Linked DNA regions of Homo sapiens: region 1 is linked to region 2. A link is an interaction called in ENCODE POLR2A ChIA-PET data of the cell type or tissue named here. Cell type or tissue: GM12878. All regions are shown on one strand. Each heading gives the region's core, and the rest is flanking DNA. Links, peaks and the distances in the headings are about the cores only. Region 1 overlaps RC3H2 (ring finger and CCCH-type domains 2). Region 2 overlaps RABGAP1 (RAB GTPase activating protein 1).

Region 1 (11,008 bases), core at 1,654-9,653, 130 kb after region 2:
GCACAAATCAATTCATGTAGCTTTCAGCTGGGAGAAGCCTTTTCTGAAATCCCTTTCTTCTCCCTAATTTAATTCCCTTTCCTCTTTGTTGCCATCAAGCCTTATAACTTTTACTATAATTTTCTACTTACAAGTTTCTCTTTCTTACTAGTGGCTGAAATCATTGAAGGCAAGGATTATGTATTTAGTTATGTAAGTTCTGTTTTGTTCCAGAAAGAATTTGTGGTCAGGACATTATCTTATCTTTGTACCTTATTTCTGTGGTGTCTGATATGTAAGTATCCCCCACCCTCCCTGAAAAAGGAATAAACGAATCAGTTGAAGGGAGAAAGCACAGACCAATTCTGATTTTTCTCTTTTCTATTTTTTAGGTTACCAAAAGAGATGAAGACTCTTCCCTAATGCAGCTGAAGGAGGAATTTCGGAGTTATGAAGCATTACGCAGAGAACATGATGCCCAAATTGTTCATATTGCCATGGAAGCAGGACTCCGTATTTCACCTGAACAGTGGTCCTCTCTTTTGTATGGTGATTTGGCTCATAAATCACACATGCAGTCTATCATTGATAAGGTTTGTGAAATTAGAGATGCTGATGTTCTATCATTGCTGTTACATTGAAGAGTATTAGAATATTCTAAAGAGTCTATACACAAACAGTTGGAGATTCCTATGTTTTTAAATGTCAGACTCTTATAAATTATCCTTATTTTCTTTTTATTTTTCTACTTGCAAAATAAAGGGATGCAACAGGGAAACAAATACATGATACTAGCATAAAAGCAGTGAGGCTTACAAAGTCTCAAATTTATCTATATTCTGACCTCAGAGAGTTAATACAGCTTATAAGTTTTCTAAGTGTCTAATGATGAATTTCATAGGGCAGATTCTGAGGTGAAAATTTAATTCATCACTGATACTCCTACTGTGGAATCTGAAGACACTTGAAAACGTATTAAATATGTTGATAAATTGAAAGTATTTGAGTATAAATGTGTCATAAGAACCAAAGTAAAAAGCATTCTCATTTCTGTTTGTTAGCTACAGTCTCCAGAGTCATTTGCAAAGAGTGTCCAGGAATTGACAATTGTTTTGCAACGAACAGGTGACCCAGCTAACTTAAATAGACTGAGGCCTCATTTAGAGCTTCTTGCAAACATAGACCCTAATCCAGGTATGTGGGAATATGCTCAGTTGCTTATATTTTTTTCTACTTTTGAGGTGAATAACACAAGAGAATTACTGCTAACATTCTTCCCCCCCAACCCCCATGCCCTTGGTGGCTTATTTTAGACGCTGTTTCACCAACTTGGGAGCAGCTGGAAAATGCAATGGTAGCTGTTAAAACAGTAGTTCATGGCCTTGTGGACTTCATACAAAATTATAGTAGAAAAGGCCATGAGACCCCTCAGGTAAGTACATTTATTACATTTCTGACTGCTGTTGTCTCTAACTCAGTTTCATCCTGAACATCTTAACCAGCTGTTTTGTTAATTGGACTCCGTATGTGACTCATAAGTTTCTATCATCTCTATTCTTTTGGGAGGAACCCAGTTTTTAGTGTACTTGGTAAACATTTCATAGCACACCAAGAGTTTAGAGGGTATCTTGGGTGTGAGTATACTTTATTGCAGAATATTTTTGACCAAATGTAGATAATTGATTCCAAACGTTTTGTCTCATTCTTTTCTACTGTGGGAAATTGTCATTTTTTTTCTGTATTGAATTTCTATATGTAAATTTATGGAATTTGAATTTTCTTTCTTTTTTTTTTAGACAAAGTCTCACTCTGTCACCCAGGCTGGAGTGCAGTGACGCTATCTCAGCTCACTGCAACCTCTGCCTCCTGAGTTCAGGTGATTCTCCTGCCTCAGCCTCCCAAGTAACTGGGATTACAGGCAAGTGCCACCACGCCCTGCTAATTTTTGTATTTTTTGTAGAGAGGGTTTTACCATGTTGGCCAGGCTGGTCTCAAACTCCTGACCTCAGGTGATCTGCCCACCTCGGCCTCCCAAAGTGCTGGGATTACAGGCGTGAGCCATCGTGCCTGGCCGAAATTTGAATTTTCAAGATACTTTTCAGTGTACTTTAGAAGTTAAGATATAAACCTGGCCAGGCACAGTGGCTCACGCCTGTAATCCCAGCACTTTGGGAGGTTGAGGTGAGTGGATCACTTGAGGCCAGAAGTTCGAGACCAGCTTGGCCAACATGGTGAAACCCCATCTCTACTAAAAAAAAAAAAATACAAAAATGAGCCAGGCATTGTGGTGGATGCCTGTAATCCCAACTACTGAGACGGCTGAGTCAGGAGAATCGCTTGAACCCGGGAGATGGAGGCTACAGTGAGCCGAGATCGCGCCACTGCACTCCAGCCTGGGCGACAGAGTGACTCTTGTCTCCAAAAATATAAAATAAAAAGAAGTTAAGATATAATCCTTTATACTTATAACTTCTATTTAATAAATTATTATGAGCCATTCACTACATTCAATGTTTTACATGTATTATTTCTTATCCTCACAGCCACCTGCAATGTAGTTGCTGTTTCCAAGCTGAAATTCAAAGAGGTTAAATAACATAAGATTGTGCTGTCAGGGGGCTGGGCGCGGTGGCTCATGTCTATAATCCCAGCACTTTGGGAGGCTGAGGCGGGCGGATCACAAGGTCAGGAGATCGAGACCATCCTGGCTAACATGGTGAAGCCCCATCTCTACTAAAAATACAAAAAATTAGCCGGGCGTGGTGGCAGGCGCCTGTAGTCCCAGCTACTTGGGAGCTCTCTGAGGCAGGGAGAATGGCCTGAACCCGGGAAGTGGAGCTTGCAGTGAGCTGAGATGGCGCCACTGCACTCCAGCCTGGGCAACAGAGCAAGACTCCGTCTCAAAGATAAAAATAAAAAATAAAAAAGGTTGTGCTGTCAGTAAGAGCTGGGATCAAACCTACACTTTGTACTCTTCTCTCCTTATTCTTAGAAGATATTATAACTTAAAATATTAAAAACAAATGTTTTCATCCTAGGCTCATAAGAATAAGAATGTCTTAGATTTTGATGCAAATTGTAGAAGTAATAGTGAAATTTTAATATTCTGCCTCATTGTATGAACTCAAATAGTTTAAGCCTGAGAGTTGCACCCTCAAGCTGACAAGTGAATTGGTAATTTTTCACTTCTAGGTGGAATTGTATTCTACCTTTTCTGAGAAAGTTTAAGTAGACAAAGCTTTTGGTTTTTTTTTAATGCTTTTTAAAATTGTTTGATTTTGGTAGCAGAATTTTAAGACAGCAATAAATTGATGAAAAAATATTTTCTTTTTCTGGGCATTCTGTTAACTAATGAATAAATGGACATAACATTTGAACCAGTTTCGAATAATCTTCAGAAGGAATATCTGAAGTGCCAATTCAGGGTTATGTCACATAACTCACAACAGGAAACAATGGAATATTAGTTGTTTCAGCACAAGAATTACTTGTCTAATGTGAAAAAGAATTAAAGGTGTAATTATAAAGTTCTGAACTTCCTAGAGTGAATAACAAATGGAATCTTCACCTTGCCACTCATTGAATGTGTTCCCATTTTTGTAGCCTCAGCCAAACAGCAAATACAAGACTAGCATGTGCCGAGATTTGCGACAGCAAGGGGGTTGTCCACGAGGAACAAATTGTACATTTGCCCATTCTCAGGAAGAGCTTGAAAAGTAAGTGTTGAGAATTCTGTTTCATATGGGTTTAATTTTTGATTTTTATGGGAATGTTATATACAGTCCTGAAGTTTGTGATGACTTTCAAAAATGCAAGTTAAGGGCTGGGCACCATAGCTCATGCCTGTAGTCCCAGCAGTTTGCGGGGCTGAGGCAGGAGGATTGCTTGTGCTCAGGAGTTTGAGACCAGCCTGGGCAAGATAAGGAGACCCCCGTCTCTACAAAAAATTTAAAAATTAGCTGTGTGGCCCACAGTTGTGGTCCCAGCTGCTCAAAAGACTGAAGTGGAAGGATTGCTTGAACCCCATAGGTCAAGGCTGCAGTGAGTGTGTTCACACCACTGCACTCCAGCCTGAGGGACACAGCAAGACTCTGCCTCACAACAAAACATATAAGATCTGGGTACAAGATTTACATAAGTGATTTAGAACTTTACTCAGTGGTCATATTTTGAGACCATTTTATAGCTGGAATCCATATTTATACTGAGCACCTGTGCAGAATGAAAATACTTGCAGTCTTATTTGCTCAGATTCAGTTAAACCTAGCAGCAAAGTCTCAGGCAAAATGGTAAAGCAGATATATATCCTTTTTACGGCTTTTGGTCTTTTTAACATTCTTTTTCCCTGTGTATTCTTTCTCTTCTCCTATGGTTAACCCCTTTTTCTATGTCCCTTTACCCGAGACCTAAAAGTTAATGTATGTAAGGTTTAATACTATTATCCAATTTTTGTTGTTTTGTTTTTTAACTAAGACTTTCATTTTTGAGACCTCACCAAAAAATTGATCCCAGCTTTTCTACTTTCTGCTGGCCAGTGTATCAACTTTTTTTTTTTTTTTGAGGTGGAGTCTTGCTCTGTCGCCCAGGGTGGAGTGCAGTGGCATGATCTTGGCTCACTGCAACCTCTGCCTCCCCTGTTCAAACGATACTCCTGCCTCAGCCTCCCGAGTAGCTGGAACCACAGGCGCCCACCACCATGCCTGGCCAATTTTTGTATTTTTAGTAGAGACAGGGTTTCACCATGTTCACCAGGCGGGTCTCAAACTCCTGACCTCAAGCGATCTGCCTGCCTTGGCCTCCCAAAGTACTGGGATTACAGACGTGAGCCACCACACCTGCCCTGTCTATCAACTCTTTGTGGGCATATTCATTTTGTTTTTAGATACTTTAAACAAACTGAGCTAATTTTCTCCCATACCTCCTCCTCCTGCCTTCCATTGTACTCACCTCGTGTACCCAGTTTAGCCATCCAGCCTGTTATATATGCTGTGTTATAATAATCATATTTGTCAGCTGTCCTTCCTTAGCTTTTTCTGCTTAATCAGTCAAAAAGTTCTGCCAATTCATCTTCCTATATATTTCTCAGTTCTTTATTCTTCTTTCCATCCTTGTGATCCAAGCTGTCATCTCCTTTTCTCGATCCCTTGTTGCCTTCTCACTAGTCTTAAATCTCTCGCTGTCCACCCCTTCTCCCATTATTTCCCTTAAAACAGAAATATTTTAAAAGCACAGATTTACTCATACCACCCTTCTTCACCTAAGCCTTTGATAGCCTCTCATTGTCCTGTAGATTAAGAAATAAAATCTATGTTGTGGCCTCTAAGACCCTGCATCATCTAATCTGTGTCTGCCTTTCTGATCTCATTACACAACACTAATTGTACTCAAGCCACACTGACCTTCTCTCAGTTTGTGGTATGCACTGTGCTCTTTCCCACCTCAGGTCTTTTACATAATGCTGTTACTCCTAGCCTTGCCTTTGAGACCTTTCCTTTGTCTAGCTCATCCTTCGCTTTTTCAGGGTAATTCCCCTGACACTTCATACTAACCAGCTTCCTCTTTCAAACACTTATCACATAAAATTAATTAGTGGCCTGTTTTAGAGCTTGACAAACTTCTTTATGAAGTCCAGCTAGCAAACATTTTTGGCTTTGTGGGCCACAGAATCTGTTACAACCACTCAGCAGTGCCACTGTAGCAAAAAAACAGCCACAGACAATGCATAAATTGGGCATGGCTGTAAACTTTATTTATAAAAACCCTTTACAGAAACTATGGCCCATGATCTGTTTATTAAATGTTTGTCTATCTTACATAAGTGTAACCCCCGTGGACTATATCTTCATTGTTGTCTCCTTTCCTCAGTGGCTAGCTTGGGCACTGTACATAATGAGCTCTACAAGCAGCAGCATTGTGATAGAGAGAAGATAAGTGTGTGTGCAGTGAAAAGAGCAGAAACATGCTTCTCTTCTCAGTTTTTTTCCCCACTTGAAGTGCCTAGAGAAGAGGATTAAGGAGTCCTAAGGAAAAAAGATGCTGTTTGTACCCAATCGAACTAGTTCTATATACAGAATTTCACATCAAGATAATTTGGGAGACTCCAGGAAATACATTCAGCTTGTCCATACCTGAAATAGAGCTTTTTAGCTAAAAGGGGAGCTTTTGAGAAAGTTCGACTAAAAAAGTCAGAGAAGAAACTGTGGTTTCATTGCCATTCCACCCTCAATTAGTGCCCAGGCTGAAAATCCATTTTCTTCTTTCTCATACCTTCAAACAGACTTCACATTCTTCATCTGCAGTACCTAGTTCAGAACTTTATTATATTTTGCCAGACTTGTAATAGTAGCAGTAAAAATAATAATAGCCAAACTAGGTGTAGTGGCTCATGCCTGTATTCCCAGCAGTTTGGGAGGCAAAGGCAGGAGGATACCTTGAGTCCAGGAGTTTGAGACCAGCCTGGGCAACATAGTGAGACCTCACCTCTACAAAAAAATAAACAAAATTGGCTGAGCATAGTGGCATACGCCTGTCATCTTAGCTACTCAGGAGGCTGAGGTGGGAGGATTGCTTGAACTCGGGAGGTCAGGTCTGCCGTGAACTGAGATTATACCACTGTATTCCAACCCGGGCAGCAGAGCAAGACTCTGTCTCAAAAATATAAATAAATAAAAATAATAAAATAATAAATATATAAAATATCACTCATTCAAAAATAATAATAATGGCAAAATTATTGGTCACATTTTTAGTGTTTCACATGGTAATCCAGTTGGTTTTACTGCTTCAGTGGCTTTTTATCCAGTATCTTCCTATATCTCAATCTGTCTTTTCCATTTCCACTATTTTCTTTTTAAAATATGTGTGTCTCCTTTAAATTCTTAATTAGTTCCTCAGTACATCACAGAATCTCATCCTGATTTTATCCTCTAGCTCTACTCTGCCATTTGTATACTTTGTTTTTAAGGTATATTCAATTAATCACTGTTGATTACTATATAAATTTCTTTTACTCTTCTTTTCACTTGTCTATATTGTTTATTCCATATTGTATTATTTTCTCTCTCCTCTTTATCTGGATAACTATTTCTAATCATACTCAGATATTATCTTCCCTCCACAGACTTCCCTAGGCAGTGTTAATTGCATCCTTCACCATGCTGCCATAGCACTCCATACATAGTAGTTTAAAAATTATGGTATAGTTAGCTGGGTGTGGTGGCAAGCACCTGTAATCCCAGCTGCTCGGGAGGCTGAGGCGGGAGAATGGCTTGAACTTGGGAGGCAGAGGTTGCAGTGAGCCGAGATGGCGCCACTATACTCCTGTGTGGACGACAGAGCAAGATTCCGTCTCAAAAAAATAAATATAAATAAATAAATAAAAATTATGGTATAGTTATAAAACTACAGTATTATAATTGTTTATTTACATGTGTGTTTTCACTGGACTTCATTTATCTCATGGGTTATTAATCTTTTTTTTTTCTGGAGACAGGGCCTCACTCTATAGTGCAGTGGTATGATCTTGGCTCACTTGCAACTTCTGCCTCCCAGGCTCAGGGGATTCTCCCACCTCAGCCTCTCGAGTAGCTGGGACCACAGACACACGCCACCATGCCTGGCTAAATTTTTTTTATATTTTTTGTAGAGATGGGGATTCACCATGTTGCCCAGGCTGGTCTCGAACTCCTGAGCTCAATCTGCCCACCTCAGCCTCCCAAAGTGCTAGGATTACAGGCATGAGCCATGGCACCTGGCAAGGGTTCTTCATCTTTATATTTCCTGCATCTAGAAAACACCTGATAACATAAACTCAGTATGTTTATGTGGAGGAGCAAATAATATACAGTTCTTACTTCTTATTTCCAACCAGCTTCACACTCTATTGCTGTTTAAACAAACAGGGATAATACAAAGGATTAGAAAAGTAGGTGATGTGACTGTCCTTTCAGTTTAAAAAATACATATTGCTACCTCACTCTGAGCTTTTTGAGGATAGGCTGTTTGTCTTAGTTCACATAACACCAGAAATTCAGCAAATGTTTGTTCAACTTAAATAAATTAATTTTACCTATATTTTCTTTCTCTATTATACACCCCTCTAACCAAACAAAATGTGGATGCTCAATAATCCCTTCTTAGAATACATATTTATTATATGTAAACATAAAATAAATATGTAGAATAAATATTATGTAAATATGTGGATATGTTTTAGAACTAGGATGTTGGGGTTATGTTCCAAAGAATTGCTACATTCTGGGGAGTGTCAAAAGCGAGGGATCAACCAACTCAACAAATAGTGGCCAGGAGCAGTGGCTCATGCCTGTAATCCCAGCACTTTGGGAGGCCAAGGCTGGTGTATCACTTGAGGTCAGGAGTTTGAGACCAGCCTGGCCAGCATGGGGGAAACTCTGTCTCTACTAACAATACAAAAATTAGCCGGGCATGGTGGTGCACGCCTGTAATCCCAGCTACTGGGGAGGCTGAGGCACGAGAATCGCGTGAACCTGGGAGGTAGAGGTTGCAGTGAGCACCACTGCACTCCAACCTGGGTGATAGAGTGAGACTTTGTCTCAAAAAAAAAAGTTATAAAAGATTATTATATACTGGTTACTATTCAAGATGTTTCTAATGGAAAAAGAGGAACAGTAAACATGTAAATAAGCAATTTTGGCCATAGCAAAGAATTTGGATTTTATTCTGTTTGCAATAAGAAGTCATTTTAGAGTTTTATTTAAATGGAATGATGAAATTTTCATTTTGTCTTAGACATATCACTCTGGTGTCTGCATGGATGGAGACAAGTTAAACTTCTATATTGGTCCACAGGTGGGAGTTTGGTAGCTCGGGTAGGACTATAGCAATGGAAATGATGAAAAGTAGTCATACTTAGGATATATTTTGGAAGTAGAGCTGACAACATGGACCAATTGAATGTGGGCTATAAAGAAAAGAGAGGAATCAAGGATGACTCCAAGGTATGGAGCCTGCATAACTTAGTGGTCTCTTGCTGAAATGGGAAATGCATCAGGGCAGAAAATCAGTGGTTCTCTTGGCCATAATGATGTTTGAAGCTTATTCTATATTAATGCAACAAATAATAATTGGGGGCCGGGTGAGGTGGCTCACGCCTGTAATTCCAATACTTTGAAAGGCTGAGGCAAGAAGATCACTTGAGCTCAGGAGTTTGTGACCAGCCTGGGCAACATAGCAAGACCTTGTCTCTACTACAAAAAAAAAAAATTGGCTGGGCATGGTGACTCACTCCTGCCTGGGTGATGGAGACTCTGCCTTTAAAATAATAATAATAATTGGGCACTTGGGATGTTATGAGACAGTGTATTGTGTGCTAAAGATAGAGAGATGCAAGAAAGGCAAAAGTCTTGTCCTCCGGGGGCTTACATTGTAGTAAGAAGACAGACATGAAATAAATAAATATAGCATAATATCTTGTAATGACAGGCAGTATGAAAAAAAAACACAAAGGAGAAAAAGAGTGATTGAGAAAGGGGAGATCTCTTAGATAGAATAGTGTAGGAAAGACTCTTAGAAGATACAACATTTGGCCAGGCGCAGTGGCTCACGCCTGTAATCCCAGCACTTTGGGAGGCCGAGGCAGGCGGATCACAAGGTCAGGAGATCGGGACTATCCTGGCTAACACGATGAAACCCCCCCCCCCACTAACACGGTGAAACCCCGTCTCTACTAAAAACAGAAAAAATTAGCCGGGCCTGGTGGTGGGCAACTGTAGTACCAGCTCCTCGGGAGGCTGAGGCTGGAGAATGGCGTGAACCTGGGAGGTGGAGCTTGCAGTGAGCTGAGATTGCGCCACTGCACTCCAGCCTGGGCAACAGAGCGAGACTCCGTCTCAAAAAAAAAAAAGAAGATACAACATTTGAGCAGGTAGTCAAAGAAGGTGCCCACGAGAAAAAAAGATAATTACCTCAGTGAAGTCTTAGAGGAAGGCAAATGGGCTTGAGACCTAGGCCACAGGTGGTGAGACTGGCTTTAGTCAGGAACAGGAACTCATTGTCCCTTATCTTTAAGAGGAATGTGGCTACAGGTGCAGGAAGGTTACTGGAATTGGTAGCGGAAAGATAAATTATTCTCCTCTGCTTTCATCTATTTTCGTGGTTAAGTGGGAAACAATATCATCTAGCTGTAGGAGGGGTGGTTGAAAGTGGAAGGGAAAAGGCTATTGGAGATGGGAAAATGAACTTAGTAAAGAAGCGTATTAATGAATTATTTATAATTTTGAAGGGATTATAGACAGCGTGATTGCACAATTTTTCTCCAACATTTAGCTGCTTGGTAGCAGGCACAAAATAAGTAAAGAATTGGATTGAGCTTTTACCAAATGAGATACAGAGGGAGTGGATCAAGGGAGTTAAAAATTATTTACAAGGGAGGGATTAATGGTAGATAGTGGATTCTAAGATGGGTAAGAAGGGATTTAAAAAGAATAGGGAGAGTTACGCATGGTGGTGCACACCTGTAGTCCCAGCTACTCTGGAGGCAGAGCTGGGAGGATCACTTGCATTTAGGATTTAAGGCAGTCTAGGCAACATAGTGAGATCCTGTCCCTGAAAAGGCAGCCTTTAGCTGCCCCAATACTAAGAATTCAGTGTATATCCCTACTTGTCACTTGCTTTACCTCACTTGGTTAAGATTTTATTTCTCCTGACTCTTTTTTGAGAGGTTCATAGTTAAAACTTTATTTTTTGCTTTCTAGAGCAACCTTGTGGATTATCTCAGTTTGTTGTTTTTTTTTTGTTTGTTTGTTTGTTTGTTTGTTTGTTTGTTTGTTTTTGGAGACAGAGTCTTGCTCTGTCGGCCAGGCTGGAGTACAGTGGCACAATCTCGGCTCACTGCAACCTCTGTCTCCCAGGCTCAAGCAATTCTCCTGCTTCAGCCTCCCAAGTAGCTGGGATTACAGGCATGTCCCACCACTTCTGGCTAATTTTTGTATTTTTAATAGAGACGGGGTTTCACCATGTTGGCCAGGCTGGTCTTGAACTCCTGACCTCA
Region 2 (11,008 bases), core at 1,476-9,475:
CATTTCTTCCCTGGAAGCAAACAATCACAGCAGGAATGGTTTCTCTGGTTTGTACACTGCGTTAGGGAGAATTAAAAGATAGCATGGCTACACAGTTTTCTTTAGTCCCAGTTCTCCTGTTATTAACTCTTCACTATAAAAATGAATTCTAGGGGGTTACCCATACTGCCAATATTTACTGAGCACCAACTACATATCAGATGTTGTGGTATACGCTAGGGAACAACATGAGGCAAAAGCAGACACTCTTTTCCTTCACAGAGCTTATGTTCTAGTGTTCCATGATTTCCCCCAAGGGGTACACACTGCCATTAGTCCTTATCTCTCCCTAGTTAAGAACTATCAGTAGAGGCCTTCTGAACCCCCTAAAATTTTATTTTTAAAAAAGGTATGTCTGCTATAAATTAAAACTTGATGCCAGTCCTGAGGAACCTTTAGTCGGGCCCAGATTTCTTTGTAACCAGCAGATATTCCTCAAAATCTATGGTATGAAGATTTGAGCATTCTCTGGTTTCATAATAGTGTCTTTCTCAATTTTTGTGTTTGTTTTGTTTTATTTTTATCGCTGAGTGTTAAGAGAGGAAAGTTATGTAAACTTTTACCCACTCTGTCATCTTAACCAGTGTTGACCTAGAAGAGAAACTGCAAACCTCAATCAAGACTGTTACACAACAGACAATTTCAAACAGTGGGAACAATCCACCTTTCCCAGATATAACATATGACTTAAATTGGCTCTCCAGGGGGACTCTGAATTGCATCTCTGACATCAAAAACAATACATATGCTTTTTCCATACTTCAAAATGCTTTATGTGAACTAAATGCAAGAGATGATGATAGACTACAGCTATGACTGTGGATTCACAGACCTAGATCCAAATCCTGACTCTGCCAATTTCTAGCTGTGTAACCTTGGGCAAATTCACTTTTCTGAGATTCCATTTCTTTTTGTTGTTGTTGTTGTTGTTGTTGAGACAGAGTTTTGCTCTTGTTGCCCAGGCTGGAGTGCAAATGGCGCAGCCTTGGCTCACTGCAACCTCCACCTCCTGGGTACAATCAACTCTCCTGCCTCAGCCTCCCAAGTAGCTAGGATTACAGGCATGCGCCATCACACCCAGCTAATTTTTTTGTATTTAGTAGAGACAGGGTTTCACCATGTTGGCCAGACTAGTCTCGAACTCCTGACTTCAAGTGATCCTCCCACCTCAGCCTCCCATGCTGGGATTACAGCCATGAGCCACCGTGCCTGGCCAGATTCCATTTATGTGCAAAGTTAGGTTAACAATAAATCCTATTTTTCAGGATTATTATGAGGATTATATTAAGCACAGTAATTAGTGGCCATTAGTATTACTAATAAATGATGCTAAATTGATTAATCATAAGGGCAATGGGAGTTATAGCAAACAGTAGGTATTGGAAACTCAGTGCTCACTCTAAACATGAAGAAAGTCAGTGCTCACTCTAAACTTGAAGAAAGTACATGGATACGTTTCATTTAACCAAATCAATCATTCTTGCCATCCCCATGCTTTTGTTAATGCAACTTCTTAACTAGAAATTCCAAGGAACTCCACTGATGACTACTAGATTCTCCTTGCACTTAAAAGTCCCAACTGAAAAACTACTCTTTATGATGCCCCACAACATTCCCCACAATGAAAACCGAATTCTCCTCTATGAATTTCCAGAACATTTCCTGTGAGCTTCACATATAGATGCATGGCTCACATGATCTTATATTGTAATCAGGTTTTCTTCCATTAAATTCGAAGCCCTGGTAGTAAGTTAGAAATTAGAAAACGACTCTCATTCATGTTTCCTGTGGCTCCCTTCCTTCATGCCTCATTAAAAGGTAATTATATCTTTTAATAGAGAATGACAGATTAATTCAATAGATTTAGCCAGAAAAAAAAAAAAGAAACAAAGAACCAGTGGATTCTTAACGTTTATCAGTGTAAAACATAGTAATATATAAACGTATATATTTATAAATATATTTGGTAAAAAGGGTCATGTGTGCAAGCCACATTTTGGCACAGTGAATTTGTTCCTGCAAAATGAATGTGTTGAGATAGGAACATTTCTTTAGGTGTAAGCTGTGTCAAACTTGTTCTAAAAAAAAATGTGCTAATATACCAAGCTAGCACTACACTGATTGTTTAAAAGGAGCTAATTATAAATCTCATTTTTCCAACTGGGTTACAAGTATCTTAAAGAAAACTCAATGTTAATCATTTTTAAATCTCCCACAGCTACTTACATATAGTAAACTCTCATAAGGAATTCATTAAATGAATTATAAATGCCGTATCACATTATCAATCCCCTGATACGATTTTAATAGTTTGCATGGTCTTCCACCCCCAAAAATAAATTAAGCTATCCCTACAGTTTACCTTCCTCTTCATCATCTTCTGGAGGAGAAGGTATCACTGAACTTTGCGATCCAGACTGTGGCAGGCGAACTGAAGGACTGGCTGTAGTTTTCCTCCTCTCTCTTTCTGATTCACTTTCCAAGCATACAACTTCATATAAAGTGTCAGTATTATTCTTTCTCTCCCTTTGCTTTATCTTGAAGATGAAAAAATATTATTTATTAAGCAGTAAAGTTCTTTATGTTTTTAATTAATTGCAGTGTTTTTAATGTTTTTAATTGCAGTGATCTCGGCTCACTGCAATCACTTCTGATTTCATACAGGATGTGAAAATAAATGATGTTTTTTTGAGTATCTACATTAGAAGTAACTTTTTAAAACAGAAAAGCATATGTTTAGATCTTAAAATTCTTAGGAAAATTGGGCATTTACTAAGCAGTACTCTAGTTCTGCTTCAAACCATATTGGTTTGTCTTCAAACCATATTGTCAAGTATCCAACTACCAATGTTTAACCAGTGTCAACTAAAGAGCTAACAGTTCTGTATCTCCCAAATTAGTGAAGGCATCCTTCAAGGTTTCCTATATAAAACTACACAGAAAAAGTGTTTTAAATTACTCTAAAACATAAACTTCAAGACTAAGAAAATTCTTACTTCTAATAATGTTCCAGTGTTTTATCCCCACTCCTTTTGCTTAAAACAGTGTAGAGAACTTTTTCTTCAACTGAAAGCTACAACTTGGAGTTGGGGTGGGGTCAGGGGGAGGTGAATGGCAGAGAACACATCAACAGTAACCACAAAAATGTTGATTACTCCAACTGATTGTATTTTAGTTTTATTTTGAGGCAAACATATAATTTAAACTGACCTAAATTAAAAATTTAAACCAGGAATATAAAACTTTACACTACAATACACATTATAAGTACATTAACATTCCATATTACATGTAAGTAAGTATACTAACATTCTTCCTTCCATATAAGGAAGGTAGCATGAAATATAGGGAAGAATAAAAAGGGAGAGCTATAGGAAAAGGTACAGAGAAAACTAGAAAGGTGGCTATACAAAAATATATATATACACACATACCAAAGTAAAAACACAGAAAGGGAGATGGGGGAATAAGATGTTCATGAGCTATAGAAATATCAGCCAGAGCAGATTTTTATCATTGCAATGTTCATTTGGGTTCTTAAAATAAATTAACCCTATCATGGAAGTAAGGCCACGATAGTGGCAACATGCTCTTTCAATATCATCTTGAAGCACTGTTTAATACAGAAGTCAGTAAACTTTTCTGTAAAGAGCCAAATAGTAAACATTTTAGGCTATATGGGCCAGTTGTCTCTATTACAACTACACAACTCTGCTGTTATAGTGCAAAAGCAGCCAGGCAATAAATGAGTGAGTTTGGCTGTGTTCCAATAGAACTTTATTTACAAAAACAAGTGACAGGCCAGGTTTGACCTACAGGCCTGTCTGTCAACTTTGGTTTAACATGTCCACCCAAGGATTACTTAATTTTCTAGATGAATATGCCATTTTGACTTAGCTACTTACTATTAATTAAGGACTCAGACTCTGAAGTTACATGTTAACCTATAGATTTGTGTCCAGGAGATATGCAAATGATTTCTGTCCAAGAGAAAATATAACCCAAAAGTTACCTAAAGGACATTAACCAGTTTTATTTCTAATCTAGTAATCTTTTTGTAACATTCTTTTTTTTGAAAGGAAGGACCATGTAAATCCAAGTTCCACAAGTACTCAGAGTTTTGCTACCTTTCTGGTTCTCTCATTAATTAATACACTGAATTAGAATATTTGATACATGTTCATTCTAAATTGATAATTATGATTTTTAACTCTTGAAAATTATACTTTAATAAGAAAGAGAATTTAAAATTTTTGTTTTGTTATAAATTGCTCTTTGAAACATCAGACAATTGGTATCCTAAACAGTTCAAAGATCAGCAATAGCTCTTTTTTTTTTTTTTTTTTGAGATGGAGTCTCCCTCTGTCGCCAGGGCTGGAGTGCAATGGCATGATCTCGGCTCACTGCAACCTCTGCTTCCTGGGTTCAAGCGATTCTCCTGTCTCAGCCTCCCGAATAGCTGGGATTACAGGAGCCCGCCACTATGCCCAGCTAATTTTTTGTATTTTTAGTGGAGACGGGGTTTCACCATGTTGGCCAGGCTGGTCTCACGATTTACCTGCCTTGGCCTCCCAAAGTGTTGGGATTACAGACATGAGCCACCGTGCCCGGCCAGCAATAGCTCTTTATCTTAAAAATAAACAAACCAACGTGGTCCACTTAGAAACTCTTCTGTATGTCATAATGACCAAAGGACACGCTGCCTTTTGAAGTCAGATAAATACAGTCAATTACTGGACCAAACTTGTAAGCCAAGGACTCTAACTATGAAAAATGTTAATTGTTGAAGCTGGGTAATAGTACATGGGGATTCGTTATACTATTTTACAATTTCTGCATATGTTTGAATTTTCCATAGTAAAAAGCTTTTTGAATTATATATGTTAAATATAAAACTTTTATATATTAAATTATACATATAATTTAAACATAGGTTTTAAATTATATATAAAATTTAAACATAGGTTTTAAATTATATATAAAATTTAAACAGGTTTTTAAATTAGATATATTATATTTATGAAATATATGTTATAAACATATAAAATAATTAAAAGCAGTCAGATGAGACAAAAAAGGGTAGACTTGAATAAATGGAAAGACATCCCATGTTCCTGGATAAGATGACTCAACATCATAAAGATGTCAATTTTCCCCAATAAAAACATCAGCAGTGGCCAGGCATGATGGCTCATGCCTGTAATCCCAATACTTTGGGAGGTTGCGCATTTTGGGAGACTAAGGTGGGCAGATCACCTGAGCCCAGGTGTTTGAGATCAGCCTGAGCAACAAAGGCAAAAGCCCATCTCTTTCTTAAAAAAAAAAAAAAAAAAAAAATACAAAAACTTAGCCAGGTGTGGTGGTGCGCATCTGTGGTCCCAGCTACTCAGGAGGCTGAGACAGGAGGATCACTTGGGCCCGGGAGGCAGAGGCTGCAGTGAGCTGAGATCGTTCCACTGTACTCCAGCCTATGTAATAGAGCAAGACTCTGTCTTGGAAAAAAAAAAAAAAAAAAAAGCCAGGCTCAGTAGCTCACGCCTATAATCCCAGCAATTTGGGAGGCCTAGGCAAGTAGATTACTTGAGGCCAGGAGTTCAAGACTAGCCTGGCCAACATGATGAAAGCCCATCTGTACTAAAAATACAAAAAATTAGCTGGGCCTGGCAGCACATGCCTGTAATCCCAGCTACTCTGGAGGCTGAGGCAGGAGAATCACTTGAACCTGGGAGGTGGAGGTTGCAGTGAGCCAGGATCATGCCACTGCACTCCATAGTGAGACTCTGTCTAAAAAAAATAAAAAATAAACCCACAAACAAATGAAAAACACCAGTAGTTTTTTTTTTCCAGAGCTACACAAGTTGAACATAAAGTTTATATGAAAAATAAACAAGTAAAAAAATCCAGGAAAACCCACAAAAAGGAGTATTTGAGGAGGGAAGGTAGACCTACCAGATATAAAAACATATTATAAAGTCTACACATTGTCAGGTGCAGTGGCTCACGCCTGTAATCCCAGTAGTTTAGGAGGCTGAGGCGGGTGGATCACCTGAGGTCAGGAGTTCGAGACTACCCTAACCAACATGGTAAAACCTCGTCTCTATTTAAAATGCAAAAAATTAGCCAGGCGTGGTGGTGCAACCCTGTAATCCCAGCTACTCGGGAAGCTGAGGTGGGAGAATTGCTTGAACCAGGGAGGTGGAGGCTGCAGTGAGCCAAGATCGCACCATTGCACTCTAGCCTGGGTTGACAGAGTGAGACCCCATCTCAAAATAAATAAATAAATAAAAATAAAGTCTACATAATTACAACCGTGTGATTCTAATGCAAGACCAGAGGAACAGAATATAAATACCAGAAAGAGGTTCAAACACACAGGGAAATTTCATATATGATAAGTGTAGCATTTCAAATCACTGGGTAGAAAAGTTAATAGTTTTTAATGAATGGTGTTGGGACAAGAGAATAGCCATTTGGAAAAAGATTAAATCAAATCCACACTTTACGCTATATACCAGAGTACACAGGAATAAAATACTAATGAATCAGAAATCTAAAAGAGTAAAATGAAACCATATAAGTAACAGGAGAGTAACAGAAGAGTGTATTCTTTTTGTAACTTGGGAGTTAGGAAAGCCTTTCTAACTATGATCTCAAATCCAGAGAGGTTTAAAAGAAAATACTGATATATTCAAGTACATAAGAAGAAACTGCATGACAAACCCAAAAAGAATCACCATGATGTAAGCTAAAAGATAAGTGACAAACTGGGAGGACTATCATATCTCCAAGGGTTAATCTCTCTTGAATATACAAAGAGGTTCTGAAAATAAAGACGAAAAAGACCAAAGTCAAAGAGAAAAATAAGCAAAAGATATGAATAGAAAATTCACAGAAAAGTCACCCTTATACATTAAAAAGGCAGAGGATAAACTAAAACTATTCTTAGACACCACTGCCTCACAGATCCTTAAGTCTGACAACACACTCGACAACCCTGCAGAGAAACAGGTATTCTCATACCCTGTCCATGGTTACACCTTCTACAGAAGGGAATTTGGCAAATATAACAATAGCATATGTACGTTCACCTTATGTGTCAGTGATTATACTAATAGGAGTCTATTCTAAGATGCACTTTCATAAAATCAAAATAACACATACATAAGATTCCACACTGCAACATTATTTGGAACAGCAAACGACTGGAAACCAGTCCAAGTGTCCATCAATAGCAGACTGGTTGAAAAGCCCATAGTTCATCCAAATAGGACAGTACTAAATAGCCATTAAAACGGAAATGAGGAAATCTCTATGCACTGATGTGGAATGATCCCCAGGATATATTAAGTTTAAAAAGCAATGTATAGGATAAGACATATGGAGTATGCTAATTTTTATTTCAGAAGGAAGTTAAAAATATACAGAATTTTATCTTCACAAAAATGAAATCAGGATAATAAACCATAAACCAATAATAATTGTTATCTATGGGTATGGGGGTAAGGAGATACAAATGGAAGCGGACTTCCGAGTATACATTTCTACATAATTATGACATTTATAAGTATTTTATATATTCAAAAAAAAAAGGAAAAAAAAAAATCCCAAGCCCCTAAGCTAAAATAAATGGAAACAAATGAACCTAACTATATGTCAAACGGTAACAGAACCACAATAAAAAATTATTCCCAGTGATTTTTAAACAGCAACCATTTTATAATCTTACTGAAACATATTCAAAGGACAAAAAGAAGTTCCATAAAATCTTAAATTTCACCCAATAATTCTATTATTAACTGCAAGACTTTTTTAGTTTTTTTTTTTTTTTTTTTTTGAGATGGAGTTTCACTCTTGTTGCCCAGGCTGGAGTGCAATGGCGCGATCTCGGCTCACTGCAACTTCTACCTCCCAGGTTCAAGTGATTCTCCTGCCTCGGCCTCCCGAGTAGCTGGGATTACGGATGTGCACCACCACACCCAGCTAATTTTGTATTTTTAATAGAGACAGGGTTTCGCCATGTTGGTCAGGCTGGTCTTGAACTCCTGACCTCAGGTGATCCATCTGCCTCGGCCTCCCAAAGTGCTGGGATTACAGGCATAAGCCACCGTGCCTGGCTGACTTTTTTAGATTTTGATGAAGATAAGGCAAATAAATTATTTACTGTTACTGTAAATAAAATATATGCATATAAATATTTTAAAAAGAAAATCCTGTAATGTCAAATTATTACTGAAAATACGTGAATGAACTCAACTGAATCAGGTAAATATCACCAACAGATACTAAAAATATTAGTTAATTAGTTATTGGCTGGGCATAGTGGCTCATGCCTATAATCTCAGCACTTTGGGAGGCTGAGGTGGGAGTATCATTTGAACTCCAGTTTGAGACCAGCCTGGGCAACATGGTGAAACTCCGTCTCTCCAAAAAATTAAAAAATTAGCCAGGCATGGTAGTGCACCTTGATCCCAGCTACTTGGGAGGCTGATGTAGGAGGATCACTTGAGCCCAGGAGGTCAAGGCTGTAGCGAGCCGTGCTTTTGACACTGCACTCCAGGCTGGGCTGCAGAGTGAAGGAAAAAAAAAACAAAAAAGACGTTGTTGAGATACAGGATATTTGGAAGTTGCCAAAGCGTCACCCCCAAAGATTACTTGCTAAGTGTCAAGAAAAACCCTATTTTACAAAGGAGAGATCCAGTGGTCACCACCTTAATTAAGTGATCACACTTCCCATCAGAAATACTGGAACAACCTAATATCACACACCTCTCAATTCAGCAGTGGAATGGAAAGCATTTGTATATTTTTATCTTGAGAGGAATGTGTGTACCACACACATACACTCTCAGCAAATTAAAATAAGAGGCCCGGGTATCCAGTTATAGTTATACTAATTATCTGTACAACATTGGCCATACCACTTAGTCTTTCAGATATCAGCTTCTTCATTTATAAAACAGTAATTTTATGAAAGATTTTAAGACCCCTATAGTTTAATTGGCAATAAAAATGACATTATTCTATAGTTATAAGAATGTTTAATTGGTCTTTTGTTCGCCTTATGTCACTATTGGAAAATCTATTCATTAGCTCATTTTCTTGCTCTTTCAGTAAGTAGTATAAGAAAATTTAAGTCCAAGAAAGCAATCCTCCTGTCCCTACTAATGTTTAGTTTCTTCTCTACTATGATGCTATCTTAATATAACAGTCTCACAGATGGGAAGGCTTCCAGGATAAAAGGAATTGCTGAGTCACCAGATAATTTTAGTGAAAGGAAAAAGAATCAATTTTTAAACAGGTCTTAAAAAGCATTTACATATTGTTTTCCTATACTGGCAGCAAAAAACAGAAATGCTGTATGTTGTATATTCTTAAATTTGCTTTGTAGCATTGTTTCCTTTTCAGTCTAAGGAGAACGGAAAATGGTTAAAATTTTAAATTATGCTTAATTTCAGTAAATCCTAAAAATACTCTTATAGATGAAAAGACAAAAGTAGCATGTTTCTCTGGAGAGTGTCCTGGCAGAGACTTTTAAAAGGCTTAGATATATGTTTTGTTCATATAACATCCCATAAAATCTACTGCTAAATATCTTTGGATCTCAGTTTCCTCATCTATAAAGTGAAAATACTATTTATCCTCATTGAATCACTGTGAAAACTACCTAAGATTTTAAAAAGTGAAGTAGCCAAGACAATGATGGTCACAGTTGAACCTCAAATACTTTTTAATGCCATGAATGTAAAAGAGGGAATACATTTAGTTTATTAAGTTACAAGGGGTGAGATTAACAGTGTTCTAAATGCTTTAAGACAGCGAAAAGTTGTTCAAATTCTTCCCATTCTACCTCTCCTTTCCCACTCCCTAGCACTCCCCCTAAATCCCCGCACAAACACAAAGACTTATCCAAATAAGGAGAAAAATAAAAGATTATCATCGGGAATTTCCTGCTCTCCCCCGAGCTTCCACATACACACTTCTGCTTTTTGCAAAGAAAACAGTGAAAACTCGGCTTAAGTTTAGTTTGTAGCCTTAATAAAGAGTCCAGAGCAGTCTCTTAGGCTGCATTTCAGGTATGTTTTTGGCTGGTTTACCCTGTCAAGTCATTTTTTAGCCTAACTAAAAAAAAATTAAGTTATTAATAGAAGTTATGTTATTATTTGAATAACATACTGTATGATAATATTTTAAAAGTTTTACATTGAATTAACATGTAGCTCTGATTATGGTTGCTAAAAATAAAAAATAAATTTTTAAAAATAAAATTAAATAAATTTGTTTCCATAGAAAGATATATTCTTCTATACCCAACCACAAAACCTTGTAAACCCATGCAGTCTTTGAATCCAAGGTTGTATAACATTAGATGTCAAAAGGAAATGCAAGATCAGGGGAATCTTATTTATGTTCACTAAAATGAGATTAAAGGGTTAGAATGCTAATTAAACAGAACTATTTTTACATACAACTTTTACTGAAAATTATTATATAACTATTCTCAGGCCAGTAAGTAAAAAAAAAATATATATATATAATAAAAATATATATACAACTAATTTCTATTTACCATCTAGAAACTTTTTTTTTTTTTGACGGAGTTTTGCTCTTGTTGCCCAGGCTGGAGTGCGATGGTGTGATCTTAGCTCAATGCAACCTCCACCTCCCGGGTTCAAGCAATTCTCCTGTTTCAGCCTCCCAAGTAGCTGGGATTACAGGCATGCGCCACTACGCCTGGCTAATTTTGTATTTTTAGTAGAGACAGGGTTTCTCCATGTTGGTCAGGCTGGTTTCAAACTCCCAACCTCAGGTGATCCGCCAGCCTCGGCCTCCCAAAGGCTGGGATTACAGACCATCTAGAAACATTTAAAGATCATTCTCTCTTAATCTCTAAACTTTCAAAGTGATGTTTGTAAACTAGTTTAATTTCTGATGCGTTCTTCTCCCGGGGCTCACCCTCCATCTAAATAAT

Evidence for each region. Peaks named below come from ENCODE experiments on the same cell type or tissue, not always from the same donor. Only the 100,000 strongest peaks of a DNase experiment are listed, where the experiment ranks them.
Region 1: POLR2A ChIA-PET joins it to region 2 with 8 read pairs; 4 of 35 experiments call an interaction of 5 or more read pairs at or near these places.

Annotation. Positions count from the first base shown.
Region 1 is chr9:122,870,158-122,881,165 of GRCh38, reverse strand. RC3H2 (ring finger and CCCH-type domains 2) reads left to right here. Exons shown (of 21, transcript NM_001100588.3): 6 at 372-572; 7 at 1,041-1,173; 8 at 1,293-1,411; 9 at 3,583-3,695. SNORD90 (small nucleolar RNA, C/D box 90) reads left to right here and starts at 847; the gene lies at 847-953. In GM12878, for the core only: no CTCF peak of the experiment used is centred there; a DNase peak (open chromatin) is centred at 5,485.
Region 2 is chr9:123,001,922-123,012,929 of GRCh38, reverse strand. RABGAP1 (RAB GTPase activating protein 1) reads right to left here. Exons shown (of 26, transcript NM_012197.4): 11 at 2,402-2,576. Among named protein-coding and RNA genes, the nearest start is that of GPR21, 26 kb to the left of the region's middle. In GM12878, for the core only: no CTCF peak of the experiment used is centred there; no DNase peak of the experiment used is centred there.